Linked DNA regions of Homo sapiens: region 1 is linked to region 2. The links are chromatin loops, found by intact Hi-C in ENCODE. Cell type or tissue: mammary epithelial cell. All regions are shown on one strand. Each heading gives the region's core, and the rest is flanking DNA. Links, peaks and the distances in the headings are about the cores only. Region 1 has its middle 480 kb from the start of COL11A1. Region 2 has its middle 550 kb from the start of OLFM3.

Evidence for each region. Hi-C counts contacts between places; a loop is a spot of excess contacts. Peaks named below come from ENCODE experiments on the same cell type or tissue, not always from the same donor. Only the 100,000 strongest peaks of a DNase experiment are listed, where the experiment ranks them.
Region 1: it touches region 2 in a loop (22-fold over the local background); 1 of 110 quality-filtered maps calls a loop at or near these places.

The regions. Positions count from the first base shown.
Region 1 is chr1:102,621,960-102,637,522 of GRCh38, reverse strand. No RefSeq gene overlaps it. Among named protein-coding and RNA genes, the nearest start is that of COL11A1, 480 kb to the left of the region's middle. In mammary epithelial cell, for the core only: a CTCF peak has its summit at 8,968; no DNase peak of the experiment used is centred there; H3K4me3 peaks cover 285 bases; H3K27ac peaks cover 339 bases.
Region 2 is chr1:102,541,492-102,557,054 of GRCh38, reverse strand. No RefSeq gene overlaps it. Among named protein-coding and RNA genes, the nearest start is that of OLFM3, 550 kb to the right of the region's middle. RefSeq lists a silencer at 5,987-6,106. In mammary epithelial cell, for the core only: a CTCF peak has its summit at 6,061 (motif pointing left); no DNase peak of the experiment used is centred there.

The DNA.
Region 1 (15,563 bases), core at 7,105-11,104, 78 kb before region 2:
TTCACAGGTGATACAGATTTAAAGTCAGTATTACATATTCAACTCCAAATATATGTATCAATATATGCAGTTAGAAATTTAAATACATCTTAAAATATTATTTATAATAAATAATAAAATTTAAGGTATGCAGGAATAAGCCTAACATATTTGCCAGACCTACTGCACATAATTAGAAACATTTTTGAAAGACGTTTATGGAAACCTAAATATTCACGAATGTGAAGAGGAAATACTAAAAATATATCAATTCTATTCAAATATAGTACAAGATGAAAGCATTTCCAAACAAAAATCCAAAGTATTTTGTGAGACACTTTTCAAGTTTATTGTAATATTTATATATGTAGAAAAGACCTCAAAATAGCTAACACATTCTTGAAGGGGAGGGATTTCATAGGGTACTTTACTAAAAATCAACTTACTTAAACATGTTACTAACTGTTAAAGATGATCAAAAAATGTTTTGCTTTTGATATGGGAAGAACAGGAATGTAAATTCACTTTATTGCCCTGGAGATATATATGTTCAGCTCTCACAGGATTCTTCATCACTTTGGTACATTCAAGTAATGAAAACATGTTAATTGGACTTGGTAAACAGAAATTAGTAGACAGATTAGATGCCTATATATGGACCAAAGTGTGGATTGTTTGAAGTAAAACAGTCTGGGGCATGTGGTAAGAACAAAGTCGCCATGCGTTGCACTCTCTATCATAAGAAAGCTTTTGGTGAGCCTTAGATTTTGGAGATAGGTTACGCCAAACTAAGGGATACTCTTTCAACCTACTTATCATGTAACTAAAAAGTGGGACCCAGAGTAAAAGAGGCCTCTGTAGAAAGTTTAGGTTTCAGTACAAGATGTCTTCTCTCTGTGCCATACCTTCCAGGAAACTGATGGTGTCAGAGATATCACAATTGTAAAAGATGCTGTGTACATATGTCTCTGGTAATCCCAATAGCAGAGTTCCAGGAAGGTTATAGAGAAAGGCAATGCCATCTGTGACAGACCCCTGGTGTGCTAGTGGGTATTAGTAGACTGAGTTCCTAAACATGGGACCTGCATTTACCATGTTGAGTAGGGTATTACTTTATCTACTGCAAAAAGCCACAAGAACAAAGAAGGAATTCGTTGTTCAGTGGAAATGGCATGATGAGAATTGGACTTGAGTAGTTCAAGACGGTGTGTGTAAAATTACATGATTAGGTGGCCTGAACTTTTGTGATGTTTATTCATGCTGTATTAACATCTCTCCAACTCATACCTATGATTTATTGGAACTTTTCTCCACCTGGCCAGCTTCCTAGATGGCCATATTCTATGGCTAGCTAAAAACAGATGTCTGCTGAACTTTAGTTAGGAGTGGTCCTAAAGGACAGTGTGAAAAGAAACTGCTCCCAGCACAACTGTGAACAATATATTTATTACTAAATTCATAGGGATTAAGAACTGCTCTGGAGTATGGCTAATGCTGAATACATTGACTGGGTTTTTCAGGGGCAAAAAAAAAAAAACGATGAATGAGGGCAAGCAAATTCTGGGAAAGAGACATCTGGAAAGAGGCATCTATAGGTATTGCAGAGTTTCAATATTTTTACCCATAAATCCTTTGCATCCATCAAACCACAAAGGCAGCACTCAAGAGAAAAGTGGAAAGGGTGATGCACCCTCCTTCTTTGGTCACACCAGTGATTGCATGATGGGCCTATGAAAGTTGTGGCCATGGCCGCAGTGATGGAGGCTTTACATGGGCCCAGTAGTCTCATCTAGACTGTCAAACTACTCCAACTACTCAGTGTCCAGCCACTGAGCAGCAGAGACTGATTCTGAGAAGCACCATCATTCAGAATGACTATCCTGCTTCTTTAAGGTAAGGAGATTATATCTGACTCCTTCTAGAGATTTTTCCTTTATAGCTAATACAGTTGTGAGTTTGCCCTCCATTGCCACAGTACTGGTGTTGGCACTTTTATTTAAGGGCTTACACATGCCCTGTGTATTGCTGTGATATACCATATAAAATTGCCTCAGGTTAAACTTCATATTTCAGCGAAGAAGGTTCAATATAGATGAATGATGATGGAATCCAGAAGAATCAGGAACTGGACTTAAAAACATGGTGGTATAGACTGGTAGTGTTCAGCTAAAACTTAATAACCTATAGGCAGGGGTGCTGACCTCTAGGATGGAGATATATGAGCTGAATCAATAGCTAATATATGGTCATATATTACCAAAATCTATAGGACATTGAGCCAAGAGCCAAAGGGAAATGTATGATTAGGCCTTTTCTCTATCATTCCTGCTAACCCATGTGCAGATTTTTGCTTCAAAACTATAGGCTCCATTTGATTAAAAATCTTGGTCCAGTGGCTCAGTGGAAAAATAAAACCAAACCAAAACAATTATTTTATGTGTATAAGTAATTGATAATTGTCGTGATAAGCATGAAAAGTTACTCTTGTGACTATAAAATGAGACTGGGTATGTGTGTGGAGTTCACTTGGCCTGTTCCCTGGAGTACTTCCCTGACTGATGATAGCGGCAACCGGACAATTTTAGCAACCACATTGCAACAAGAGCAAGTTAACCAAAGTCTCAAACTCTTTGGGGAGAGTGACATGGGTCATGTCACAAAGCAGTCAGCCTTGACTAGCCAAAATTCTAACAAAGCACAAATGAAATCTAGAATTAGTGATAAAGGAGAGAGGTGATGAATAGCAGTTATGTCCTCAAGGTGAGTGACTGGAGCATAGAATGTTGCTTGTTTTGCAAACTGTCTTGTATCTTTGTAAACAAATAATGTGCCTTGCCACCCCTGGTGATATATTGGATTTCACAGAAGGCATGAGTAAATCTGAATGATGCAAAAAGTAAACTGTATTGGATACCTGTTGTGTGTGTGCTGCTTTCTTCAGATTCTTTTCCTTTGTTGTTATTTTAGTCACTGCTATAACAAATAATTTTAAACAGACTTCTGCCACTTTTGCTCAGGTGCAATCTATGTGCTTTGCTAAATATAGCTTCAATGATGTCTGGCTTCTTACCTTGGGGCTAACCTTTGAGTTACCCATGGGAACCATTTTGCCATTCCTTCATGTGTAGCTTGTGTGGAATGGTTACTCCTATAGGGCAACCCTTGACCAATAACTACGGAAGCTGAGGGACAAGTGCTTTCTCCTTTCTTCCCATTGGCAGAGAGTTATTTTATATATATATATACACACACACACACACACGCGTGCACACACACACTAATGCTTCTCAGAAGTTCCTGGAGATAAAATAGCCAATTAAGTATGGGTGGCAAACTCAGTAACTCATTTCTCTATTGGCTTTACTTTCTCTGCTTCATTCCCTCTGTTCTTCATTCCTATTCCCTGAGTTATCTTCTCAAGGAAACTTTTTGAAAAGGAGCCCTGTTCTTAGTTTCTACTCTTACAGACAAGGTAACACCCTAATACGATAACATTTTGCCAAGCCACCAGTTGAATGAACATAGAGAAAACTAACAATTTATGTTTTTAGTGTCTTAAGCTTAACATTTATTTGGTGATTCAAATATTATTTATTAATTAAAGGTATGTGTATATGTGCACATATATTTTTATATAGGTATGTGTATATGTATGTGTACTTGTTCTCTGTCTCTCTCGCACACACACACACACACACACACACAAAGCTTTTAGCTACTGGTTTAGAGGAAAAGGTTTAAAAATAAAATCAGAAGAATTTATGCCCCTAGAAATGTATAAGAAATCTGATCCAATACATAAAATTTTAATTTAGGAATAGGAAATTGAGAGTGATAGACATTTTCCTAACTTTTAAAAATGTGTACTATGTTTATATTTCTTTAGGCATGTTCACCTGCAGTCTTTAGTCTACGTAATAATCTATTTTAAATATTATTTGCATGCATTTATGTTAGATCTAGTAAAGGTTTTGTCAGCTTAAAATCATATATATAATTAGCATTGCATTTTTTCTCCTTCATGATACTTTGATTATGTTCATCATACTGAAGCACATTTAAAGTCCAGAAATTAATCTTGGTCACACATTTTTGGTCATAATTTTATTTATAATTTACAAATGAAAAATAAAAAAATCTTATAGTGCATAACTGTAAAATGTCAAATTTGGCAGTCTAATGGATCAGAAAATATAAAGGGATCTTACTTGTTCAGTATCATAGAAAAAATTATGAATTTTACATATTTTTCCAGACAATATAATTTATTTTCAGTACAAAATAATCTTAACATATCCATATCAATTATTATTTTAAAAATTAGTTGATTTTTTAACATTTATTAAAGAAAGTATTTCAAACATAGTTTAAGCTTTTCAGGTTTTCTTCATTTGAAACATCTATTTTTCCATCACCTTCAACCTCATTATCATCATTTAATTCAGACCATAAATGACTAAAACATCATGTATAATTTTCCTTGTTCATTTCTCTTTGTCTACCATCTTTAATATTTCTCATCCTCAAAGTCATATAATATATGCAGCTCATTAAATTTTGTATTCAATACAATTATGTTTTGCATTGCTTTTGGTATTTTATGTATATTAATTTTGACTTTTCAACATACAACCACATAATAAACTCTTAAAGGCAAAAGTAATATCTTTCATTATTTAATAGGTACTCTATTTTTAAATCTTGGAACAATACTGAATGTATCTTTTGAAAAATAAGCATTTTTATGTTTAACTTAATTACAGTCATAAAAAATACTTTTCTGTATTATACTAGCTTCATATGTGTAGTTTCAAACTTTCTAAAGCCAGAAAACCCTTTGATCAAATGAAACTTACCTTTAAACAGGACAATTATAAGCATAACTGCTCCAGTTGAAATGGGTTAAGGGTAGCAAAGTCATACAAATGTCTCTTGCTTTCAGTCAGCTGGCCTGAGATGTGTATTGAGTTTCAAAATGTTTTTTCTATAATATGTAGTCTTATTAAATTCATATAATGGCTTATTAAGTATTTTAGAATTGAAATAACCATATAAAGTATTTCCTATGATTAGTATTTATGATTTACCACTTATAATGCATAACAACTGTATTTCAACTATATTTTAAGATATGTTTTGGATAATCAGGGGGATTAGAAACAGAAAATCATCAATCCTACCAACATTTATTAAGCACCTTCTACATGCTTTATAGGCTCTGGAATACAGCAGTAAAGAGAACAAAATATCCCAGTCTTTAGTCTCAGGGATTTTGCATTTTGGAGGAGAAAACAAGCACAACACACATGATATCAGGGGTAGTTAGGGCGACAAAGGAAAAATGAAGTGAGGTAAAACAGGTACAGAGAGATGGAGAAGATGAAGCTGTTACTATTTTTAATAAGATAATTAAGTGAAGATTTTCTGTAAAGATGAATTTGTGTGGAAATTTGAAGATACTGACTTAAAATGTTGCCTGCTTATGTTGGAAGCTGCTTTATTTCTGTTTTATGCATTATTGCCTGCTATGTTATAGGTTTAGTGGAGGCGGTTTTATTATAATCATAGCTTAAATGCTTTCAAAGTTCCCCTTGATTCCAGTCTGATTCCATGTTCAAGTGATAAAATACTCCAGACTCATGAATATCCACTTAACGTGTTTTAGAAAGATATGTGAAAGCTATAAAGCACCAGGGTTCTTATAGAGGGATTACTGTGTAAAGCTTCAGGATTGAAATGTAGCATATTTCATTCCTTATTTGTTCAATGAAATGAAAAATTGTATAATAAAGTGGTCCTAACTATGTGTGACGAGTATACATCAAACTGTTTTCTTTTGTTATGAAATTAGAGTAAGAACTTAGTGTTTATGTGTAGTAGGCCATCCGCTCAAGGGTCCCATGATTTGTCACCATCACACGATGCAGTATAGAAGTTGAACATTACCAGCTTGAAGCCATGCTCAAACATAATGACAGTGGTTTATGTTTATAAATAATCCTTCTCTTAGCAATTCAAAGTCCTTCATATATCTTTCTCATGTGTTCATACAACTGTAATGAAAATTTAAGAGACTGCTAACCACTCTCTTTTCTCCCAGAGACTAAAAGTAAGGCACAGTCAGGTTAGCCTCATTGCCTCAGGTAAGTCAACCACTTAGCAGCAGAGCTGAGAATAGAACTCAGCCTTCTGACTTTTTCCAAGGAGCAAGTTTCAAAACCTTGCTTCACTGGAAGAAGTTTGTGCTTTTTGTCATTCCCAGTGGCAGAAAGGTAAAAATAAAAGATTGCCTATGTCAAAATCTTGCTACCTTTACAAAGGTTAGCTTTCTCGTGGTTCAAAAAATAGGCTTTAATATTTTTTCTTTTTTTAAAATGAATCCAGAAACTATAAGAAAGTCTTGGCAAATCATGGAACTAGACTCTTCTTTTTATTTCTAATATATCAGTGTCAATATTTTTAATAGAGTCTACATGGCATTACCCTAGTCATTATTCATTTAAAAATACCAAAACAAACAAACTTGCTAATCCAATCTGTAAAATGGCCATGAGTTTAATTTTGCAAATGTTATTGAGATCTATTTAGTAAGAGTGGGATATCCATCAAGAGTCATAATGATATTTATAAAATATGTATAGCTGCCTAGTCTACTTAAAAGGAACATCCAGCACAATCAGGGCAATAACTACCTTTTTATAAAACATTATTACTGGCCGGGCGCGGTGGCTCACGCCTGTAATCCCAGCACTTTGGGAGGCCGAGGCGGGCGGATTACGAGGTCAGGAGATCGAGACCATCCCGGCTAAAACGGTGAAACCCCGTCTCTACTAAAAATACAAAAAATTAGCCGGGCGTAGTGGCGGGCGCCTGTAGTCCCAGCTACTTGGGAGGCTGAGGCGGGAGAATGGCGTGAACCCGGGAGGCGGAGCTTGCAGTGAGCCGAGATCCCGCCACTGCACTCCAGCCTGGGCGACAGAGCGAGACTCGGTCTCAAAAAAAAAAAAAAAAAAAAAAAAAAAACATTATTACTGTTCTATTAGTGCTATAAACAAAGTATTGTGCTACTCCAGTGAAATGAACATTATTCACCAATTGGAACCAGCAAAGATTCCATGAAATGCTAATTGAAACTTGGATTTTGATGGGCATATATGAGGGATAGTAGGGAACTTCAAGAAAAAAAGCGTGGTGTGCAATCTGCCACAAAAATGGGATGAACCCTAGCAATTGTTGCTGTCAGCAAGATGTCTAGGTGATGACTACTACTTTCTTCTCTTGCTTTGGCCTGCTAACTGGTTCTGCTGCCTTCTTGAGAGCACACACCTTGAACTGCTGCTGGCTGGCTATGATGCTCATCAGCTCATGTTGGGCTTGCACTTTGAGCACTATTCCCTTGTGCTGCTTTGTGCTGCATATGCTGAGTCTTAACAATTCTCTGTTACAGATTTAACTGATCAAAGTCAGGAGTTTCAATAATTGGTGTGTAGGGATAGGGATATGTGATTTGGGCCCTTCTTAAAGTGGTCCTGTGTTGTCTGTATCTGCCTCTACTTATCTTTATGTCTCACATTGAATTGTGTGTTCTCATTCCAGCATAAGGAATACCTGACACTAGCCTCAATGAATGATGTTTATTCTGTGAGTATTAGATGCGTATCTAAACCAGTTATTGGACTCTATTCTGTACAGCACTCAGGAGAAAGAATGATGTACTATGCAACATGTGGGTTCATCAGGTGCTCACTTATATATGGGAAAAGTGTCACCATGTGGTCAGTGTGAGAGCCACATTCCTAAAAGCAGCTGAATCACTAGGACCCTATAAAATGTATTTGCTGTTTCTGCTGCCAAACACAATATGTGGCATTCAAACTTCTTGGGATTTCCTAGAAATACGTAAGTTCAAAGAATGACTGAATATAAGGGTGCATATGAAGGTGGAGTGCACAATAAAAGTAATAACAGGGATGAAAGGAGAAGTTACCATCCATGGTAAATAGTGTGCCAGACACTGGAAACTAGTATAAGATCATTGAAAATCCTGCAAGCTAGACTAAGGGTTTAAGATATTACTAGGAAATGTTGAGCTGTTGAAATGTTCTGAAGAGAAGTGAGTTTTAGAAACATTATGTTGTTGTGTTGGCATACTATATTTGGGTCTCCAATCAATCAACCAACCAATCCGTTTTTAACAGGAATAAAAAAATCTTGCCAAATTTAGAATCATTGTTTTACTCTACCTGGCATAGTAGTTACACAGAAATTTTGACAATCTGTCTGAATTAAAATTCAGGCTCCGCTGATCACTATTGTGTGACCTCGGGAAAGTTACTTTATCTCCCTGCTCTCAGGTTTTATCATTTTTAAGATGGGGATAGTTATTACACCTGCCTCTTATGACAATGGTGACAATTAATTGATTTAATATATTTAAGACATTTATAATATGTCTTATAAAATACATTTATAACTGTGTCTTACATATAGTAATCACTGGTAAAAAGGTAGTCACTTAAAAATATTTAATAAGTAATATCCATTCAACAAATATTTATTGAGTGCATATCTTTTAGGTACCGTTTTAAGTTCTCACAATATGGTAGTGAACAAACTGATGAAACAAACAATAGAAACACAAAACTACCTTCACGTACTGTTTCAAAATAGTTGTATTTTGGAGCATTTGGGAGGTTTGAGAAAATACAGGAGAATTTCGAGTTAAAGCCTCATCATAGACTTTTGCTGACACGTTGAGCTGCTCAGCCCCCAGACTTTTTTCCTCTTGAGAGGAGTGCCCAGTGTGTGGGTCTTTGCAGGAGACCTACTATGAAGTTTGGATGTTTCTATATATTCCTCCTTTCTCCTCTCTGGCAGCTGAAGCACTGTTTCTCTCAGTATGATGCTCTCACCAGGAATAAAAAGCCATACATTTGAAGATTATTTACTCAGCAGGCAGTGCAGTTAAGAGTCCAGTGGTGCCCGCAGTAGCGGTAGTTCAATGTTAGCAGGGCTGGTGGCAGCACCGTGTGCATGACAAGACAAGACACTGATTGTTTTATTAGCTGGTTGCCGCTCCCTTTCCTGTCTTTCAGATGGAATCAGTTTCATTTTCTCCAAATGTTAACATACAAACAAGCAAATAAGTATATAAAAATTGAGGCTACACTTTAGCTACCTCGAGTCCAATGGTCCATAGCCTTGTAGCCAAAAATTGTTATCCTGATTTCCCTGAAACACTAGCTTTTACAATAAACAAAACATGAAATGTAAGCTTTTTGTCTTTGTCAGCATAATTCAGTGAAATTAAACCAGTCAGCTACAGACAAATCAGCATAGACAGCTGTACTTTCCCTAAAAGGAATATATGTTTATAATAGCCAGTCACAGTGAAGATCCATGTACTTCTTCATTTATGCTTTATAAGCTGCACTAAAACTGCTGAGAGAAGAGCTGTTTCGCATTTCTGGTTTGAAATCTTCCAGTTTGTGAACTGTTTTTTTGCATGCATAATAAACTATAACATTTTTCTAACTTTGATCTGATTTTAGTTTTGACACAACCAAGGACCTTAACTTGCCTAAGGCTTTGATGGTAGTCAAATCACTCATTATAAAACAGCTACTAGAGTGAAGTCAGAAGGAGGCTTTAATTCATTCAACCAAAATATATAAGCAGCTTCTCTGAGCCAATCACCATAATTGAGCAAAAACAGATATCATCTCTGCCTTCTTTAATCAAATATCATACATATAAATGTAAAATTACAGCTATAATAACTCTTTAGAAGAAGAGGCACATTATACATGATTACTTAAAGCAGGAAGATTTGACCTGATCAAGGATGTGAGGGCAGGCCTTTCTGAGATTTTGACAACTGACTGGAAATCTAATGGTTCTATCATTAGCCAAAAGAAGGCAAGATAATGGTACTCCATTGACAGGGCACTGTCTACAGATCATAGTGATTTACAGAGTGAGACTAGAGAAATAAGTGTGCACTGTATTCAGGAGCCAGTGGATTTGGTGCAAGATATTTTGGCCAAAGTAATCACTTTCCTCTAATTCAGGCAAGAGTTGATAGCAGCTCAAGTTATACATTGAAAGTCATGGCAAAAACTGGAATTACTTTTGCACTAACCTAATTCTTTTGGCATTAGAAAGAAACAGAAAGATTTGAGATAAATTTAGAAGAAAAGCATTTAGAGAATTTGGTTCTGGCTTAGATGTGAAGATAAAGAGGAGGGACATATTCAGATCGCTTGTTTGTTTCTGGCTTACCTAGGGTAGCAAGTCATCTGAATTCAACTGAACACAGAAGTATGCACTTGTTTGTTCGTAGTGATGTTAATCACTGAAAGAACAGTCATGGAAAACACCACTTTTTGGTTAATGATCATTATTTTAGTAATGGGCTTGTTGAGTTTCAGGATCTTATAGGTATTCCAAGTTTATCAAATAAGTAGTTGTATTTATTAATCTGGTTGTCAAAAAGAGCTCTAGTTTGAAGATACAATTTTATCAATTGTATGGGTCTAATTTAAGAAATAAGTGTGTGTGAGGCAGCCTAGGGAAATAATTTTGAATGAGAAAACAAAAGAGGCTAAGATAGCAAGTGCTGGCCAGGATATATAGGAAAGAGAACCCTTGTGTGCTATTGGTGGCAATGTAATTAATACAGCCACTATGGAAAACAGTATGAATATTCTTCAGAGAACTAAACATAGGATTGCTGTATGATCCAGTAATCTTATTTCTGGATGTATATCCACAGGAATTGAAACTAGTATGCAGAAGAGACTGTATGTAGTATGCAGAGAGCCTGTACTCTCACTTTCATTGCAGCATTATTTACAATAGCTAAGAAATGAATACAGCCTAGGTGTCCATCTTCAGATTAATGGATTTAAAAAACATGTTATACTTATATACAGTGGAATACTGTTCAGCCTTCAAAAGGAAGGAAATTCTGTCATTTAGGACAAAATGGATAAACCTAGAGTACATTCTGCTATGTGAAATAAGCCGGACACAGGAAGGCAAATACTGCATGTTCTCACTTATATGTGCAATCTAAAGCAATTGAACGCATAGAAGTCAAGAGTAGAATGATGGTAACAAGATCCTGGAGGAGAGGGGAAGAAAATGTTAATCAGAGCATACAAAGTTTCAATTAGACAAAGAGGAATAAGACCAGGCACAGTGGCTCAGACTTGTAATCCCAGCACTTTGGGAGGCTGAGCTGGGAACCCAGGAGTTTGAGACTAGCCTGGGCAATATAGTGAGACCCCATCTCTGCAAAAACAAAAATACATTGTTTGGGTCTGGTGGTGCACACCTGTAGTCCTAGCTATGTGAGATGCTGAGGTGGGAAGATGACTTGAGCTCAGGAGGTCCAGGCGGCGGTGAGCCATGATTGTGCCACTGTACTCCAGCCTGGGCAACAGAGTGATATTGTCAAAAAAAAAAAAAATGACAAAGAGGAATAAGCTTCAGTAATCTATGGTACAAAATGGTGACTGCAATAAATAATAATGCCTTGTATGTTTCAAAATTTCTAAAAGAGTAGATTTTACATTTATTTCACTACAACAAAAAAAATAAGTATGTGAAGTGATGAATTTGTTGATTAGCCTGATTTAATCATTCTACATTGCAAGCATTATATCAAAACATCACACTGCACCCTATGAATATATAAAATTATTATTTATTAATTATAAAGTAAAAATAATTGTTCAAAAAAGAAACTAAAATTCACTTTAAGAATTTCCAACTATTAATGGTAAGTAGAGAAGACTGAATGATCCCATGATAAAGACTGGGAGAATGTGATGGGATTATTTTTTTCTCTTTTGTCCCAGATTTATTTATAAAATGAGTGGCCTGAAGATATCTGATACTACTCAACTATCATTTAATCACTAAGGAAAAAATTTATGCTGTTTTCTTTCATCTCAGAGCTTGATGATTTTACAGGAAATCTTTTTTATGTCTCTGCATGGTTAAGGCTTTATTAGTAAATTTCACTGGAACTTTGGTTAATGGACAAACCCTGGAAATTAAAAGATGACTGAAGAGGTATTGACAACTCTGAAGAGATTTGTATTTCTGGAATTATGAGTTTGTCTCTAAAAGGAGAATAAAACTAGGAACCTTGAAGACGGTCCAGAATATGTAAAGCCAGAGACACTTATCATCCTCTTTTGGACATTTATCTGTTTACATTTCAATGGTAGGAAGCCAGGGGTTTTTCTCTTCTCCTTCCAGGGAGAATTTGTAGTATGGAGATATGTCCCTCTCTCAGGAGAGGAAAGGGGCAACATATATCAGCTGCCGTATTCATATTTTGGGATTCCTCTCCTGTGATGCAGAGGCGTAAGCACAGAGATGTACATCTGGCTTTCATGGGATCAAGCCAGAAGAAGGAAAGACTAAGGCAAGGGCAACCAATGCACTGATCACTGTAAGAAACAATATTTAGAAAAATATGAATAAATTTACATATTAAAACTTACCAATTTCCATAACATTTGTTGTTTTTGGCAGCACAGTTGACCTTTAAACAACGTGAAGCTTAGAAATGCCAACCTCCTGTGGAGTTGAAAAATCTAAGTATCGGGAGCCTCTGCGGCTCAGACTGGTTGCCCTGGCACTCGGGGAGGCAAGGCTACATGTTCGAGGCCAACCTGGTCAACATTGATTAAAAAAAAAAAAAAAAAAAAAACTTTAAATAGCAAAGACTTGGAACCAACCCAAATGTCCAACAATGATAGACTGGATTAAGAAAATGTGGCACATATACACCATGGAATACTATGCAGCCATAAAAAATGATGAGTTCATATCTTTTGTAGGGACATGGATGAAATTGGAAATCATCATTCTCAGTAAACTATCGCAAGAACAAAAAACCAAACACCGCATATTCTCATTCATAGTTGGGAATTGAACAATGAGGACACATGGACACAGGAAGGGGAACATCACACTCTGGGGACTGTTGTGGGGTGGGGGGAGGGGGGAGGGATAGCATTGGGAGATATACCTAATGCTAGATGACGAGTCAGTGGGTGCAGCGCACCAGCATGGCACATGTATACATATGTAACTAACCTGCACATTGTGCACATGTACCCTAAAACTTAAAGTATAATAATAATAAATTAAAAAAAGAAAAATCTATTATTTTTGACTCCCCCAAAACTTCACTACTAATAGCATATGGTTGACATGAAGCCTTACCAATAACACAAAGAGTTGATTAACACATATTTTGTATATGTATTATGTATCATATACAGTATTCTTACAGTATACAGTATTTTTACAATAAAGAAAAAAGGTTATTAAGAAAATCACAAGGAAGAGTAAATATATTTACTATTCATTAAGTGGAAGTGGATCATCATAAAGGTTTTTATCCTCATCTTCACATTGAGTAAGCTGAAGAGGAAGAGGAAGAAGAGCAGTTGCTTTGCTCTTTCAGGGGTGGTAGAGACAGAATAAAATTCACATACAAGTGGACCAGTGTCATTCGAACCCATGTTGTTCAAGAGTCAACTGTACTTCAATATATATAGTTAGTCCCAACAGAGATGGAACTGATCTTCAGAATGGCAACATATAAAATATCTTAAAACTTTCTAACCATCAACCATATATAATCAGCCATATATGATCTCACACTGCTTTGAACCACCATGATACATCCATCATATTTAATGGTGCTTAACTTATTTTTCCTAATAATATACCACTGGTACATTCATAGCGGTCCCAATTAAAATCATAAGCTAATTGAATATAAGAGCTATATCATATTTATTTAAACATATTACTAGGACATTGTTTTACCACAATGAATATTTGTATAATCTAATTGAATTGACAAGTTTTTATGTGATTTTAAAACCTACACATGCAGCCCTGAGGTTAAATGTATAGGTAACAGGTTACTCATATAGAAAGGCTTACCCCCCCTCCTCTCCACACATCTCCCATATGTCTTTCTTATTTTCATGCATCTGTCCAAACCATTCCTTTGGGAATATTTAGAAGACAATTTCACTTCATATGTATATAAACAGGGCTTGAGATTGTTGAATAAATTTACTATTCAGAAAAAATCATTGCTAAAAATAATTATAAATTATTACATTAGTCATATGAATTACTCCATGAATATTTAAGACTTCTGAGAGGTAACTTTATTGTGTCTTTCCCAAAAGATAAGTAATTCAGTTTTATGAGGAAACAGTTTTCTACAGAGAAGAAGAATAAAGAAGAAAGAATATTAATAGTTTTTGTTTCTTTCCCTTACTTCTGGGAATCTTATGTATATGCTTTCCACAATACTTTAGTTGAAGAGATGCACGTGTAGTAATTGTAAGAAGTGGTTTGGCACTCAATGTTCTCACTTACAAGCCTGCAGGCTTAGGATAGTTTAAACAAACCAGGCGTGGAAGGGATCCACCAGCACAGCACAGCTGCTCTAGCAAAACGTGACCAGACTGCTTCTTTAAGTGGGACCCTGATCAATTCCTTCTCACTGGGTGAGACCTCCCACGTGGGGCCCCCAGCTACCTCCTACAGGTGTATTCAGGCTGGCAACAGGTTTGTATCCCCCTGGGATGAAGCTCCCAGAGGAAGGGGTAGTCTGCCATCTGTGCTGTCTCACAGCCTTCACTGGTGATAATTCTGTGTACTGGAAAATCTGAGGTGACTAGGGTCTGGAATGGACCCCTGGCAAATTGAAGCAGCACTATGGAACAGTGACCAGACTATTAATAGGGAAAATAAAAAACCCAAATCACATCCAAAGGTCAGCAACCTCAAAGACCAAAAGTAGATAAGCCCACACAGATGAAAAAGGATCAGCACAAAAATTCTGAAAACTCAAAAGGCAGAGTGTGCTCTTTCCTCCAAATGACAACACCTACCAGCAAAGGTTTAGAACTAGGCTTAGGTTGAGATGGCTGAAATGACAGAAGTAAACTTTATAATGTGTATAAAACAAATTTTGCAGAGCTAAATAAGCATGTTGTAACCCAATGCAAGGAAGCTAAAAATCATGATAAAACAATGCAGGAGCTGAAGATAAAATAGCCAGTATAGAGAAGAGCATAGCTGACCTTATAGAGCCGAAAAACACACTACAAGAACTTCACAGTGAATCGCAAGTATTCATAGTAGAATAGACTAGGTGGAGAAAGGAATTTCAGAGCTTGAAGACCAGCTTTCTGAAGTAAGACAGACAAACAAGAACAGAGAAAAAAGAATAAAATAGGAACAAAACCTCTGAGAAATATGGGATTATGTAAAAAGACTGAATCTACAGCTGATTGGGGTACCTGAAAAAGATACGGAGAATGGAACCAATTTGGGAAACATATTTCAATATACGATGCAGGAAAACTTTCCCAGCCGAGCTAGAGATGCCAACATTCAAATTCAGAAATGCAGAAAACCCCCACAAGATACTCCATGAGAAGATCTTCCCCAAGACACATAAACATCAGATTTTCAAAGGCAGAAAAATGTTAAGGGCAGCCAGAGAGAAAGGCCAGGTCACCTACCTAAGG
Region 2 (15,563 bases), core at 4,532-8,531:
TTTCTCCCGTGCTGGATACTTCCTCCCCTCAAACATCGGACTTCAAGTCCGATGTTTGAGACTTGGACTGGCTCTCCTTGCTCCTCAAGCTTGTAGACAGCCTACTGTGCCAACATTTGTTCTTTTTTTTTATCATATCCATAGTATTAGGTGTTGTATTAGTTAGGGTTCCCAAGTAGAGGTGATTATTGCACCAAATTAAATTTACTAAATGCCACTGAATTGTTTAAGATGATTTCTTTTATATTATATCAACTTCATCTAAAAAAGAAATAGCAATCAGGAGAAAATCTCAAGCTCCACTCACCATATCAGCACACTTACCAATGGTTGTATCCTTCTATATTCACTTCTGTTAGCAAAGATGAACTGTCTTTGCTGTTGTTAAAGGCCAAGCTCTCTCCTTGTGTACTAAGTGCTTACTTATTTATTCAAGGTCAGTTCCTCTGTCATTATCATTTTACTTTCCTGGATCATAACTTTTCCCTCTACTGGATCGTTTCCATCAGGATCTAAGAGGCTAACTTTTGGCCTGGCACGGTGGCTAATGCCTGTAATCCCAGCACTTTCGGAGATGGAGGCAGATCATGAGGTCAGGAGATCAAGACCATCATGGCTAACACAATGAAACCCCATCTCCGCTAAAAATACAAAACATTAGCAGGGCATGGTGGCATGTACCTGTAGTCCCAGCTACTGGGGAGGCTGAGGCAGGAGAATTGCTTGAACCCAGGAGGTGGAAGATGCAGTGAGCTGAGATCATGCCACTGCACTCCAGCCTGGGTGACAGTGTGAGACTCCATATCAAAAAAAAAAAAAAAAAAAAAGAGAAGCTAACTTTTTTCTATTCAACAGTTTTATTTAAATATACAAAGAGAAAGGCTTACACTCACATTTTTCACCACTTTTCATTCATTCCTTTGCTTCCCTTGACAACAAAACTTTATCTACTAAAATTAAATAAATATCTCATATTATCTCCTATTATTTTTCCTATATATTCCCTTAAACTTCTTATAATTAGGTTTTAATCCCTATTACTTAAACATAACCACAATTATTATTGCTAACCGATACATCCATGTTTCTAAAACCTAGGCTCATTTCTCAGGCCTCATCCAATCTGACCCTTCAGTAGTGCTTGATATAGTTGATCACTCTGTTCTCTTTCTTCACTTGGCTTTCAAAAGAGCTAGATTTTATTCCACTTTTCCTTGATACTTTTGTTTAGCCTTCTTTTTTGTATACTACTGTCTCCTAACATGGGTGAGCTTTTATGCTCAGTCTCTGGACACCTCTTCCCTATCTGCACTACTTCCTTGGGAGAATTCTTCCAGTCTCACCCATGTGAAGGACTCCTACGTTTCAGTCTGAAGTCTTAACCTCTCTCCACAGTTCCCAATTTATATGTTCACCTGAGTACATAAAGATATGTGTGAATTCCTATTAAACAACTTATATTAATATATTTGAACTGGTGACCTGAACTTTTTTCCCAAATTGATGATCCCTCTTATCATTCCCATTACAGTGAGGACAAATTCATCTTTCTAGTTACTTGGGACAAAATCTTAGTGTGATCCTATATGGTTATCATGATCATACCTTATTTTTAATGTGAATGCTTTCTACTAGTTATATCTTCAAAATATATCCAGAATTCAACTAGTTCTTTCCACTGTCACAGCTTCCCCTCTGACTTAAACAAACATAATAAAGTGGGAAATTTATCCGACCCCTTTGTGAGTGGGGAACTGGAGTGTGGGTGATGGAGCTAGCTGGTTGCTTAGGCACCTGCAAAAGAGCAAAACTCCACCGATTACAACCCATTGCCCTCAACCTCTCATGAGAGAGAGAGCACACAGGTGCGTGGGTGCAGGAGCCAGGGCAAGTGCTTTTGGATGCTGACAGAAGCAAAACTCTGTGCGGGCCCCATGGCAGCATCAAGCAGGGAGTACCCATGACCCTTGAAGCCCCAAAGAGTGTTTTACAGTGCTCTTTAACTTTCCCATCTGTGGACAGCTTAAGTATTAAACAGTTCATTGGGCCCTCTGCCTTTTTGCATGAGGTGGTTGCTTGCCATCAGCAGGAGCAGAGGGTTAGTGTGGCAGCCTTTAGGATCTGTACCCATGGCACCTGAGGTCTTGTTTGGCATCCAGGAAAAGTTAATGAATGCAGAGGATTTTATTGCTGATAGAAGTGGCTCTCAGCCAGAAGGGGTGCTGGAAAAAATGTGGAATAGGCAGGTGATCTTCCCCTGGAGTCTGGACGAACTCCTCTCTGAAGCAATACCATCAAACCATTCCTCTAACATCAAGCTGCTTCTGTCCAATGTCAAATCATAGTCTCCGATGTCTAGCTGCTTCTCCTCTTCTCCTCCTCTCCTGCTCTGCTGGCAAAGCTTGGGGTTTGTGTGAGCACAGAATGGGGGTGGGGTATTAGGGGAACCCACCCCCAATATTTCAACATAGGTTCTTTTTATTTTCCCAAAGTGTTGGCCCGTCTGAGAAATAAAGAGAAAGGGTACAAAGAAAGGAATTTTACAGCTGGGCCTCCGGGGGTGACATCACATATCAGTAGGTCCGTGACGTCCACCTGAGCCGCAAAACCAGCAGATTTTTATGAAGGACTTTAAAAGGGGAGGGGGTGTATGAACAGGGAGTAGGTCACAAAGATCACATGCTTTAAAGGGCAATAAAGATCACAAGGCAAAGGGCAAAATTAGAATTACTGATGAGGGTCTATGTTCAGCTGTGAACGTATTGTATTGATAAACATCTTAAACAACAGAAAACAGGGTTCGAGAGCAGAGAACCGGTCTGACCTCAGATTTACCAGGGTGGGATCTTTTCCCCACCCTAAGAAGCCTGAGGGTACTGCAGGAGACCAGGGCGTATTTCAGTCCTTATCTCAACCATATAAGGCAGACACTCCCAGAGCAGCCATTTATAGACTTCCCCTGAGGAATGCTCCTTCCCCAGGGTATTAATTATTAATATTCCCTGCTGGGAAAAGAATTCAGTGATCTCTCTCCTACTTGCATGTCCATAATAATAAGAGTATTATTAGAGAAGTGATAAATGTCCATGAGATCTTCACAATTTATGTTCAGAGATTGCAGTAAAGACAGGTGTAAGAAATTATAAAAGTATTAATTTTGGGAATGGATATGTGTCCATATTAAAATGAAATCTTCACAATTTATATTCCTCTGCCGCAGCTCCAGCCGGGCCCTCCGTTTGGGGTCCCTGACTTCCTGCAACAGTGGGGTGGGTTAAGGGTGGTTTTAGAAAAGGCAACATTTGAACAGGAAAACAGGAATGCATGTTCTCACTTTGGGCCATGGTTCTAGGCTTGAGGGTGGGACCCTTGCTGGGTACCTGCATTATTCTGCCCAGAATTTTTCTGCCTCCTGTCCCCATCAATAATTTCTCACCTGGATTATTTTTATGGCCACCTACCTGAACTTTTTGCTACCATTCTTGTCTGATATGATTTGGTTGTATCCCCACACAAATCTCATCTTTAATTGTAGTTCCCATAATCCCCACATGTTATGGGAGGGACCCAGTGGAAGGTAATTTCATCATGGGGGCAGCTATCCTCATGCTGTTCTCATGATAGTGTGTGAGTTCTCACAAGATCTGATGGTTTTATAACAGACTTTTTCTATTTTATCATGCTTTCTTGCCTGCTGTTATGTAAGAACTGCCTTTGCTCCTCATTTGCCTTCTACCATGATTGTGAGGCCTCCCCAGCCATGTGCAACTGTAGGTCCATCAGACCTCTTTTTCGTTATAAATTAGCCAGTCTTGAGTATGTTTTTATTAGCAGCATGAGAACAGACTAATACAGATACTTGGTACCAGGTAGTGAAGAACAGCTGTAAAGACACCCCGCAAATGTGAAAGCAACTTTGGAACTGGGTAACAGGCAGAGATTGAAACAATCTGGGGAGCTCAGAAGAAGACAGCAAGATAGGAAGATCTGGGAAGTTTGGAACTTCCTAGAAACTTGTTGAATGGCTTTGACCAAAATGCTGACGGTGATATGGACAGTGAAGTTCAGGCTGAGGTGGTCTTGCAAATAAGGAAGTTATTGGAAACTGGAGTATAGGTGATTCTTGCTATGGCTTAGCAAAGAGACTGGCAGTATTTTGCCCCTGCCCTAGAGATCTGTGGAAATTTGAACTTGGGAGAGATGATTTAGGGTGTCTGGCAGAAAAAAATTCTAAGCAGCAAAACCTTCAAGAGGTGACTTAGGTGCTCCTAAAAACATTCAGTTTTATTCATTCACAAATATATGGTTTGAAATTGGAACTTATCTTTAAAAGGGAGGCAGAATGGTATTGCCTAGGTTTTCTTCTATGGCTTTTATGGTTTTAGGACTTATGTTTAAATCTTTAATCCATCTTGAGTTAATTTTGTATAAGGTGTAAGGAAGGGGTCTAGTTTCAGTTTTCTGCATATGGCTAAGCAGTTTTCCCAACACCATTTATTAAATAGGGAATCCTTTCCCCAGTGCTTGTTTTTTTTCAGGTTTGTCAAAGATCAAATGGCTGTAGATGTGTGGTATTATTTCTGAGGCCTCTGTTCTGTTCCATTGGTCTATATCTCTGTTTTGGTTCCAGTACCATGCTGTTTTGGTTACTGTAGCCTTGTAGTATAAAGTCAGGTAGGCATGGGCAAAGACTTCATGACTAAAACACCAAAAGCAATGGCAACAAAAGCCAAAATTGACAAATGGGATCTAATGAAACTAAAGAGTTTCTGCACAGCAAAAGAAACTACCATCAGAGTGAACAGGCAACTTAGAGAATGGGAGAAAATTTTTGCCATCTATCCATCTGACGAAGGGCTAATATCTAGAATCTACAAGGAACTTAAACAAATTTGCGAGCAAAAAACAACCCCATCAGAAAGTGGGCAATGGATATGAACAGATACTTTTCAAAAGAAGACATTTATGCAGCCAAGAAACATATGAAAAAAGCTCATCATCACTAGTCATTAGAGAAATGCAAATAAAAACCACAATGAGATACCGTTTCACACCAGTTAGAATGGTGATCATTAAAAAGTCAGGAAACCACAGATGCTGGAGAGGATGTGGAGAAATAGAAATGCTTTTACACTGTTGGTGAAAGCATAAATTAGTTCAACCATTGTGGAAGACAGTGTGGCAATACCTCAAGGATCTAGAAACAAAAATACAATTTGACCCAGCAATCCCATTACTGGGTATATACCCAAAGGATTATAAATAATTCTACTATAAAGACACATAAACACATATGTTTATTGCTGCACTATTCACAATAGCAAAGACTTGGAACCAACCCAAATGCCCGTCAATGTTAGACTGGATACAGAAAATGTGGCCCATATACACCATGGAATAGTATGCAGCCATAAAAAAAGAATGAGTTCATGTCCTTTTCAGGAACATGGATGAAGCTGGAAACCATCATTCTCAGCAAACTAACACAGGAACAGAAAAACAAACACCACATGTTCTCAGTCATAAATGGGAGTTGAACAATAAGAACATATGGACACAGGGATGGGAACATCACATACTGGGGCCTGTCCGGGGGCAGGGAGCATGTAGAGGGATAGCATTAGAAGAAATACCTAACGTAGATGATGGGTTGATGGGTGAAACAAACCACCATGGCACATGTATACCTATGTAACAAACCTGCATGTTCTGCACATGTGTCCCAGAACTTAAAGTATAATTTAAAAACAAAGGAAGCAAAGCATAAAAGTTCAGAACATTTGCAGCCTGATGATATGATAGAAAAGAACAGTCTTTTTTCTGATGAGAAATTCAAGCTGGCTGCAAACATTTGCATAAGTAATGAGGATCCAAATGTTAATTATTAAGACAATGGGGAAAATGTCTCCAGAGCATCTCATAGGTCTTCAAGGTAGTCTCTCCCATCACAAGCCAGGAGGCCCAGGAGGAAAAATATGGTTTCATGGCCTGTGCCCAGAGACTTGCTGCTTTTTGCAGTTTGGGGACTTGGTTGGAGCCCTCACACAGAGTCCCTACTGGGGTGCCACCTAGTGGAGCTATGAGAGGGCCACCGTCCTCCAGATCCCAGAATGGTAGATCCACCAACAGCTTGCCCCATGTGCCTCAGAAAGCCGCAGACACTCAATGCTAGCCTGTGAAAGCAGCTGGGAGAGGGGCTGTGCCTTGCAAAGCCACAGGGGGCAGAGCTGCTCAAGCCTGTGAGAGCCCACTTCTTGTATCACATGACCTGGATGTGAGACAGGGAGTCAAAGGAGATTGTTTTGGAGCTTTAAAATTTAATTACTGCCTTGTTAGATTTTGAATTTGCATGGGTCCTGTAGACCCTTTGTTTTGGCCAATTTCTCCCATTGTTAATGGGTGTATTTACCCAATGGTTGTACCTCCATTGTATCTAGGAAGTAACTAACTTTTTTTTTTTTTTTAACTTTACAGGCTCATTGGCAAAAAGGACTTGCCTTGTCTCAGGTGAGACTTTGGACTTGTACTTATGAGGTAATGCTAAAATGAGGCAAAACTTTGGGGGACTGTTGGAAGGGCATGATTTTGTTTTAATATGTGAGGACATAAGATTTGGGAGGGGCCAGAGGTAGAAGGATATAATTTGGTTATGTCCCCACCCAAATCTCATCTTTATCTGTAGTTCCCATGATCTCCATGTGTCATGGGAGGGATCCAGTGGGAAGTAATTTCATCATGGAGGCAGTTACCATCATACTGTTCTCATGATAGTGAGTGAGTTCTCACAAGATCTGATGGTTTTATAAGGGACTTTTTCCCTTTTGCTCATGCTCTCTTCCTTGCTGCCTTGTCAAATATGCCTTTGCTCCTCCTTCACCTTCCCCTGTGATTGTGAGGCTTTCCCAGCCATGTGAAACTGTGAGTCTATTAAACCGCCTCCTCTTTATAAATTAGGTGTTCTCAGATATGTCTTCATTAGCAGCATGAGAATGGATTAATACAGTCTCACTGTATTTTATTTTCAGTATAATCTCCCATGTTTCCTCTGCTTCAACCACAATAACTTTCTGTTTTTGTTTCATCACAGTCATTGGTCTTCTACTCTAAATTTCTCTGGGATTCATTCTATTACTTACTTCGGAGCCATTTTCAAAACTAGCCTTCTCAGTCATGTTTTATCTGACTATATTTATATCTTAGACTCCTTCCTTGATCTCCTATTCTCTTTCCCTGCTTTCGTTTTTGATAGAATATTCTAACATACTATGCAATTTCCTTATTTATTTTTATTTATATTTGTAGGTCCCAGAGCTTTAGATGCACATGGGCAATAATATTTTCTATTTTGTTCATTGATATATCCCAAGTACCCAGAAGAGTACATAGCACATAGTAGGTGCCAAAAAATATTTGCTGAAGAAACAAATTATTACCAGAACATATTTGCTTTATTTTAAAATACATGTGTTATGACTTTAACCATGTAAAACTTTACATGGATAAAGGAGGGAAAGAAAAATTACCATGTTTGCCACTGGGTATCTTTTTTTCAGGGGACTCTAAGTAAACTTTTTCTTCTTCTTATTGCTCAGCATTTTTTATAACAAAGGTGTATTACCTTGGTAATAATAAATAATAAATTATAGTTTATTTATTCAGTAATGAACAGGTATATATAAATATCAAATGCATTCCTTAAAATAATAATACATAACTAAAAATATTATTATCACTTTCAGTCATTTATTTTCTCTTTGTTATATTTTTAACTATCCAGAGGCATACTATTAGGTCATACATTAGATTCAGAAGACAAGCAAATAAAAATATCATCAATGTCATGTTGAAAGTGACTATAGTAATTAAAAGCATTATCCATCATTAAAATTTTCTTATGATATTGTATGACTTCAAGGTGTGATACATTGACTTAAATTTTAGAAAATACCAAGTAAATTTCCAGTTGCAACAAAATCTTTGTTAAGGGTTTTATGTTGATAAAGTCTTAATACAAAGATGGGAAATAAAGTATGACATTACATTGCCAGATAAATAAGAGATTAATAAAATGCCTTTTTCTTTGAAGCACAGGAATATTCTATAAATCAAATTTTCTTAGTGTATATGTCTAAATGTGATTTTTAAAATTCATTCCTGTATGTCAGCAGCAAACATTTCCTGAGCTCTCATTGTCTAGGCACTATAGATTAAAACTATCTGGGCACTATATATTAAAAAAAAAGTAATAAAACTCTATTATCACTTCAAGGAGCTTTCAGGCAAGAAGGAAATGAATAGAGAAAAACATAATCAAATGCAGTATAGTAGGTATTATGATAGACATGTTTGCAGGTTTCTGCAATGTTTATAGAAGAGGTCCCTAAGCCAGTTAAGTTCAGGAGTTGCTTACTGCTGGAAATAAAAATATTCTCTTTAGTATGTACAGTGCACTGAAGAGCAATAGATATTTATTGACTGAAGTTTGGTAATCTCATGTTAGCATCCATAACATCAATATTTATTATAATGAGTTGTGAGAAATTAGACTGAATCTTTACTATTTCCTGGGCAATTCCTGGAAGTTTGTTTTCTGTAACATTCTACTGCCAGCTTTTTTATATTTTATTTGTGATTTAAAAAGCTAAGTAAAATGTGGAAAAACTTGAGGTAACTTAAAATTGCAGTCAGTTGTATACAATAAAAGCATTTGAAGATATTCTAACTTTAAAAACATCACTTCTGTGTTTTTAAAGACAATCCAGAATTGCTTTTGCTTTCGAAAGCTTTTAAATTGTTTTTCAATAGCTTTTAATTTGGAAAATTCCAATTATTTATTAAAAATTTTCAAAATACATTAATGTATTTTTAAAGGATTCATATAGCTTACACTTAACAAGAATTCTAATTTTATTTTACATAATGAAGTGTTTATAAGGCAAATAAAAAATGCATCACCTACTCATGGAGATCAAGAGTGTATACTGATCTAGGGATATAATGAAATCATCATGATCCTCATTTGAAGGTTGCTTAAATACCAATTTTTACAAAACTGTCATTTTATGCATTACTTTGTGATATATGTGATTATTTGTGGTTTTTCATTTGTGTGTATACCCTGAATGTTGACAGATAAGAGGAGTATTTCAAAAGATTTAGATTACTTCCTCTCAGCTATAAGCCCTATGTCCTAAAATATACAGAGATGGAAGGGTAGATGACTCAGGAAAACAAATCGGAACCTCTGTCATTGCTGTGAGCCCAGACTTGCCTGAGGATTGTACCAAATTAAGTGTCTGTAAAAGAGATTCTAATATCTAATGTGGAAGCAAATTGTATTGGAAGTATTTATCACTGATGTGCTGTTGATCTATGCTTCATCCTTTTGAATTAGGCAGAACTTGGGATTAAGTGACAAAAACAATGAGGAAAAAGCATAGAATAGTAGCTTTCTAATATTTATTATCAAAACATTTAGAAATTTAAAATGGAACTGCTTTATTTGAAAATGTATTTTATAATAAGCTTTATTTTAAAATATGAAATATCTCATTAAAAACATGCCCTAAGCAGTTGCCTATAAGCAATCACCTACTTATTCAAATGTATCCTTATGCTGCATTGAGCTGGGCAGAAAGGCCAGAAAAAAAGAAGTAAATACAGGTTGTACCCTCAGAATGCTTATCATCTGGGAGGAAAAACTACAGTTATACAAAGTAGCACAGCACAGGATAAAAGTGAAGAGAGCTACCAGCAAGTTTTAGATGAAGAAACACGACCTAAAGCCTTTTATATCTGTATGAGCTTCAGGTTAAAAGTCACCTCCTTAGCCTCTCCTCCCTTACTGTATACTAATTTACATCCATATTTAATTACTGAATTTGAGTAAGGCACTATACTTTTTTTAGGTGTGTGCTGTCATTTGACTGTGCCCTCCATAAAACGTGTGTTGGAAACAACTCTTAATGCAATATTGTTGGGAGGAGAAACCTAATGGGACATATTTAAATCATGAGAGTGGAGTCCTCATGAATGGATTAATGTCAATTATAAAATAACCTGAGGTTTCCAGTTTGATCTCTTGCTTTATTTCACTCTCCTTTTGACCTTCCGCCATAGAATGACATATCAAGAAGGCCCTTACCAGATGCCAGCCTTTTGATCTTGAACTCACAAGCCACCAAAATCATGAGCCAATAAATTTCTGTGTATTATAAATTATACAATCTCAGATATTCTGCTATAGCAACAAAAAATGGACAAAGACAGAAAATTGGTACCAAAAAGTTGGGCTATTTTTACAACAAATACCTGAAAATGCAGAAGTGGCTTTGGAAGTGGGTAATGGGTAGTGCCTGGAATAATTGGAGGAGCAGGCTAGAAAAATGTCTAAATTGTTGTAAACAAAGCATTAAGGGCAATTCTGGTGAGAGCTCAGAAGAAGAGCTTTAGGGAAAGTCTGAAACTTCTTATAAATTACGTAAGTTGTCATAATCAGAATGCTGGTAGAAAATGAGACCTCAGATGGAAAACAGAAATATATTTCTGGAACCTATAATAAAGGCCTTTTTTGTTGCAGAGGGCTTGGCTGAATTGTGTAAATGCTCCAGGACTTTATGAAAGACAGATTTTAGGAGGAATAAACTAGGATTTCTGGAGAAAGAAATTTCTAATCAGTAAAGTGCTCAGGGTACTGTGCGGCTTTGTTTAGGCATGTTTAGTAACATTCAAGAGGAGAGAAATTACTTAAAGACAGACTTTATAAGTAAAAAGAAAACAAAGTGAAAATGTTGGGAAAACTCTCAGACTGGTCAAGTAAAGATTAAAAATACATACTCAGGAGAAAATGCAAAATGTGTTTCCAAGAGACCATTTGTTAAAGAGATTAATATGGATAATATGATGAAAGCTATGTTCTATTCAACCAACCAAAGGGAGAATTACGTCAAAAGCATTTCAGAGATGTTTAAGGCAAGCTAGGATCTTGACAGAAAGTTTTCCAGAGAGGTGCCCACAGCATCCCAGCATTGGCTGCTCTGTGCTACCTCAAGTCAATGCTTTGAGCATTTTGTGCTCTTTGGCCACCACAGCGATGACTCAAGCCAGCCCAATATGGCTGGGGCCACCATTCCAGAAGATTTAAGCAGTAAACCTTAACAGTGTTGACATGGGGCTAATTCTGAAAGACGGAAGAATGTTCCTGTGGAGGCATAACTTTCCCCAACTAGATTTTCAAGGTTGTCTCAGACAGAGAATTATCACAGTGGCAGAGCCATGTCAGCGACTCCTCACTAGGGTTATACTTAGTGAAGCTATGGGAGTGAGGCCTCCTCCAAGACCTCAGAATTGTAGAGCTACCAGCGTTGCAGGCACAATATTTCAACCTTTCAGAGCTACTGCATGGGCTGACTTCAGCAAAGCGTAGGGGTGGGGCTGCCTGAGTCTTTGGGGGCCTAGCCCCAACTCCAGTATGCCCAGAAGGCCAGACATGGAGTCAAGGAAGATTATTCTGGAGCTTTAAGAGTTAGTTTTGCTTTTCCTGTTGGGTTTTGTAGTTACTGAGAAACTGTTACCTCTTTCTTTTTTTCCCTTTTGAAATGAAAATGTCTATTCTACACCTGGTCCACCATAGTTATTTTCTAAATAGCTAACTTGTTTAATTTCATAGGCTTACAGCTGGAGAGGAATTTTCTTCACTGTGATGTGAGCCTTGAGTTTCACCCATGCCTTGAGTTTCACCCATATCTGATTTAAGATGAGACTTCAAACTTTTGACTTTTGAGGTAGTGCTGGAACCATCACAGTTAAGACTTTGAGTGTCTCGAGATGAAATGAATGCATTTTACATTTGAGAACTACATGAATTTTGAGGCCAGAGACAGAATGCCATAGTTTGGATGTGTCTCCCAAAAAGCATGTGTTGGAAACTAAATCCCCAATGCAACAATGTTGGGAGGTGGACCCTGATGGGAAGTGTTTAGGTCATAAGGGTGGAACTCTCATGAATGTATTAATGGCTATTGTAAATGGGCCTGAGGCTGCAATTTGGATCTCTTGCTGTCTCTTGCCCTCTGTTTGCCATTTCACATGGGATGATATAACAAGAAGGCCCTTCTTGATCTTGGACTTCCCGTTCTCCAAAATGAGCCAAAAAATTTATATTAATTATAAATTACCCAGTCTCAGATATTCTGTTATAGCAGCACAGAGAAGACTAAGACAATTTATAAATTTACCCATAAATAAAATTACATATTATTAAATGTTAGTAGGGTTCTCACATACAAAATTATTTCTTATGACTTTAGCATCCTTAAACATACACATTCTCTCTTTCCAGAAGTTCATTCCCATAATAAACATACCCTGCTGTCAAGCCCACAGTCATATAATACTCCTGGATTTAATTATAATTATCTTTGCAGAGCTCAGTGTAAACAGTTTATCTTGTGGGATATCTATACTCATTCCTCAAGACTGGGTTAAATTCCCACTTATTTCACATAACACCCTATGTTTGTTCATATTACAATACTTAACACACTCTATCCATAGTTTTAAATTTATTTGTCTGAGCCGTCACTAGATAGTGTGCTTCATCTAGGTATAGAATCTTTTCTGTTTATCAAAGATACTTTAATCCATAGCTAAGTTCATGGATATCAATTTAAGGATATTTTTCCAATTTTCTATGTGTACATATGTAGAATGCACACAAACAACTGAATATTCAAACATTAGTGCAGACTCTATTATATGATATCCATTATATGTATATTAAAAAGGATAACACCTGTTTTCAGAGACTCGAGGTATAAATGAAAGAGATGTACTCGTAATTTTTAATATGAAAAATCTGTGGAATTGTGAGTTTTTTTACATGAGGTTTATTCTTATTAAAAATGTTGAAAATAAATTATTAAAATATTTAGGTGATATGGTTTTATTAATAGAAAAAATATTTCAAAAATTAAAAGATTTTTGTGTATGTTATATACAGTTAGTTTTTATCTCATCACTTAGTGTGCATCAGAAAACCAGCAGTGTGGCAGCAAGTAAGAAAAAAACCGGTAACAGATGTATCTACTACATGCAGGTACTGGACAGTCTGGATTTGCCAGGCAAATTAGGTGGAGCGTACTGGAAGGGTACAATTTTAATACAAATGAAATAAACAGTCCTTATAAACATTTCACTAATGCCTTAGGGCTTTCCCTAATAATAATTTTCTAAAAAAAAAAAAGTCAAGATTTTGACTGTAGGGGATTTTAAAATCATAACGATGTTGAATTATTAATGATCTGAACTGATCTTTTTTATTTTCCTTTCTAATCCAAGAAATCTTCAGGGTAGCTGTTTGAAGAGTATTCCTTTTTCTATATTCTGCTTTAGGCATTCATAAATATACTTAAAAACACTCTGTCAGATACCACACAATCAAATAATCAAGGTCACTTAGGAGACTAAATTAAACTTCTGATACACATTCACTATTGTCGTTTCAGCACATTTTTGATGAGGCTGTGGAAGTGCTTGCTTGAATGTCATTCCTACTTGCTCTCTAATGGTTTGTCTGCCTGCTTATTGCACATCAGATTTCAGAGCCTCACAGAATGAAATGAAGTTGTCTTCCTTAAAGTCATTTTCCTTTATACTATATTAATTCTTTAAGACAGTATATTAAAGATTTACTTTATATTACAGTGTAATTAGTGAAGCTCTTGGGTTACACTGTCATTCAAAATAAAACCCCATCCCAATTGCCCCATTTACTGGTGGAAAAGCTCTGGCAAGGATTTACACTAAAGCACAGCTTGTTGACAGCATATGAAAATTAGAAAGATATAGTTTGGTTTAAATGACTGTAAAAGTAGGGATCAACATCTGTGGGAATGATTTTCAAAACTGCAGTGGCATAGAAATCATTGCAAGTGTTAAGTAGTTCCAAATAGAAGCCTGGTAACAATTCAGAAATATATTTTTCCCTTTCCAAATAAGAGAAATGTCCAAATTATTTTCTGGTTTGGGATTAAACACTAATGATAGATTTATTATTACTTTTTAAATTTAATGAATTCTGAGTTTTACCTTCTTTTCCACATCTTCCTGGGAATAATTAAGTGAGCAATGGAAGAAGAAAATAGCAACACGTTAGGATACAATGAAATGCAACATAACTAAGTATTCTACAACTTATATTAACAGAAGATTAGTGTAATATGAGTTTTCAATCATAAAATGTTATCTTTAAAGAATAAGATTTTTTAACCGAATTCATTTTTTAAATATATATGTAAGCTTTTCCATGAAAAGTAAATATATTCTTAAATTTAAAAAGCATTAAATGTGCTATTAAGTATTAATTATATTATGTCATCAAATGAATGATAGTTACAGTCAGGAACAAATGAGATTCTTCTTTACCCATTTTATTTGTATGAGTAAATGTGTTGGACCTGATAAAAACCAGTACATTGACTTCACAGCTAAATTCTTTATTTTACTTCTTTCTATTTTTTTAGTGGAATATTTATATATTATAAAATATAAATAATTTTAATAGGTTAAAAACTAATGAACAGGCCGGGCGCGGTGGCTCACGCCTGTAATCCCAGCACTTTGGGAGGCCGAGGCGGGCGGATCACGAGGTCAGGAGATCGAGACCATCCCGGCTAAAACGGTGAAACCCCGTCTCTACTAAAAATACAAAAAATTAGCCGGGCGTAGTGGCGGGCGCCTGTAGTCCCAGCTACTTGGGAGGCTGAGGCAGGAGAATGGCGTGAACCTGGGAGGCGGAGCTTGCAGTGAGCCGAGATCCCGCCACTGCACTCCAGCCTGGGCGACAGAGCGAGACTCCGTCTCAAAAAAAAAAAAAAAAAAAAAACAAAAAAAAACTAATGAACACAAATATACAAATCACCAGTTTAAGAGTCTATTACCAACACTTGAAAACCCTGCATTTCGTCTTTGTATCAACCATTAGTCAATTCATATGTAACCACTATCTAGAAATTTCACCTAATTCTTTTATAGGTTTACTGTATGTATATTATATACTTCCAAACATCATATTGTTTAATTTTACATAGAATTAAATATTTTATAAATTGTACAATATGAATGTATTCTTCTGCTATTACAGTTTTCTCCTAAATGCTATGATGTTTATATGTGTATTTATGATTCATTTATATTCATTGCTATATAATTGCTATAGTTTGAATATGTTCCCCAGACTTCATGTGATGGTAACTTAATCTCCAATGCAACAGTGTGGAGAAGTGAGACTGCTAAGAGGTAATTAGATAATGAGGGCTCTGCCCTCATAAGTTAATTAATATTATTATCACAGGAGTTTGTTAGTTATCACAGGAGTGGGTTTCTGGTAAAAGGATGAGTTCAATTCCATTTATTCTCTCATGTGCATTCTCCCTTGCCCTTCTTCTTTTGCCGTTGGATGATGCTGCAAGAAGGTGCTCACCAGATGTGGGTTCTATGGGACTTAGCCCACAGAACTACAAGAAATAAATTTCTGTTCTTTACAAATCACCTAATTTCAAGTA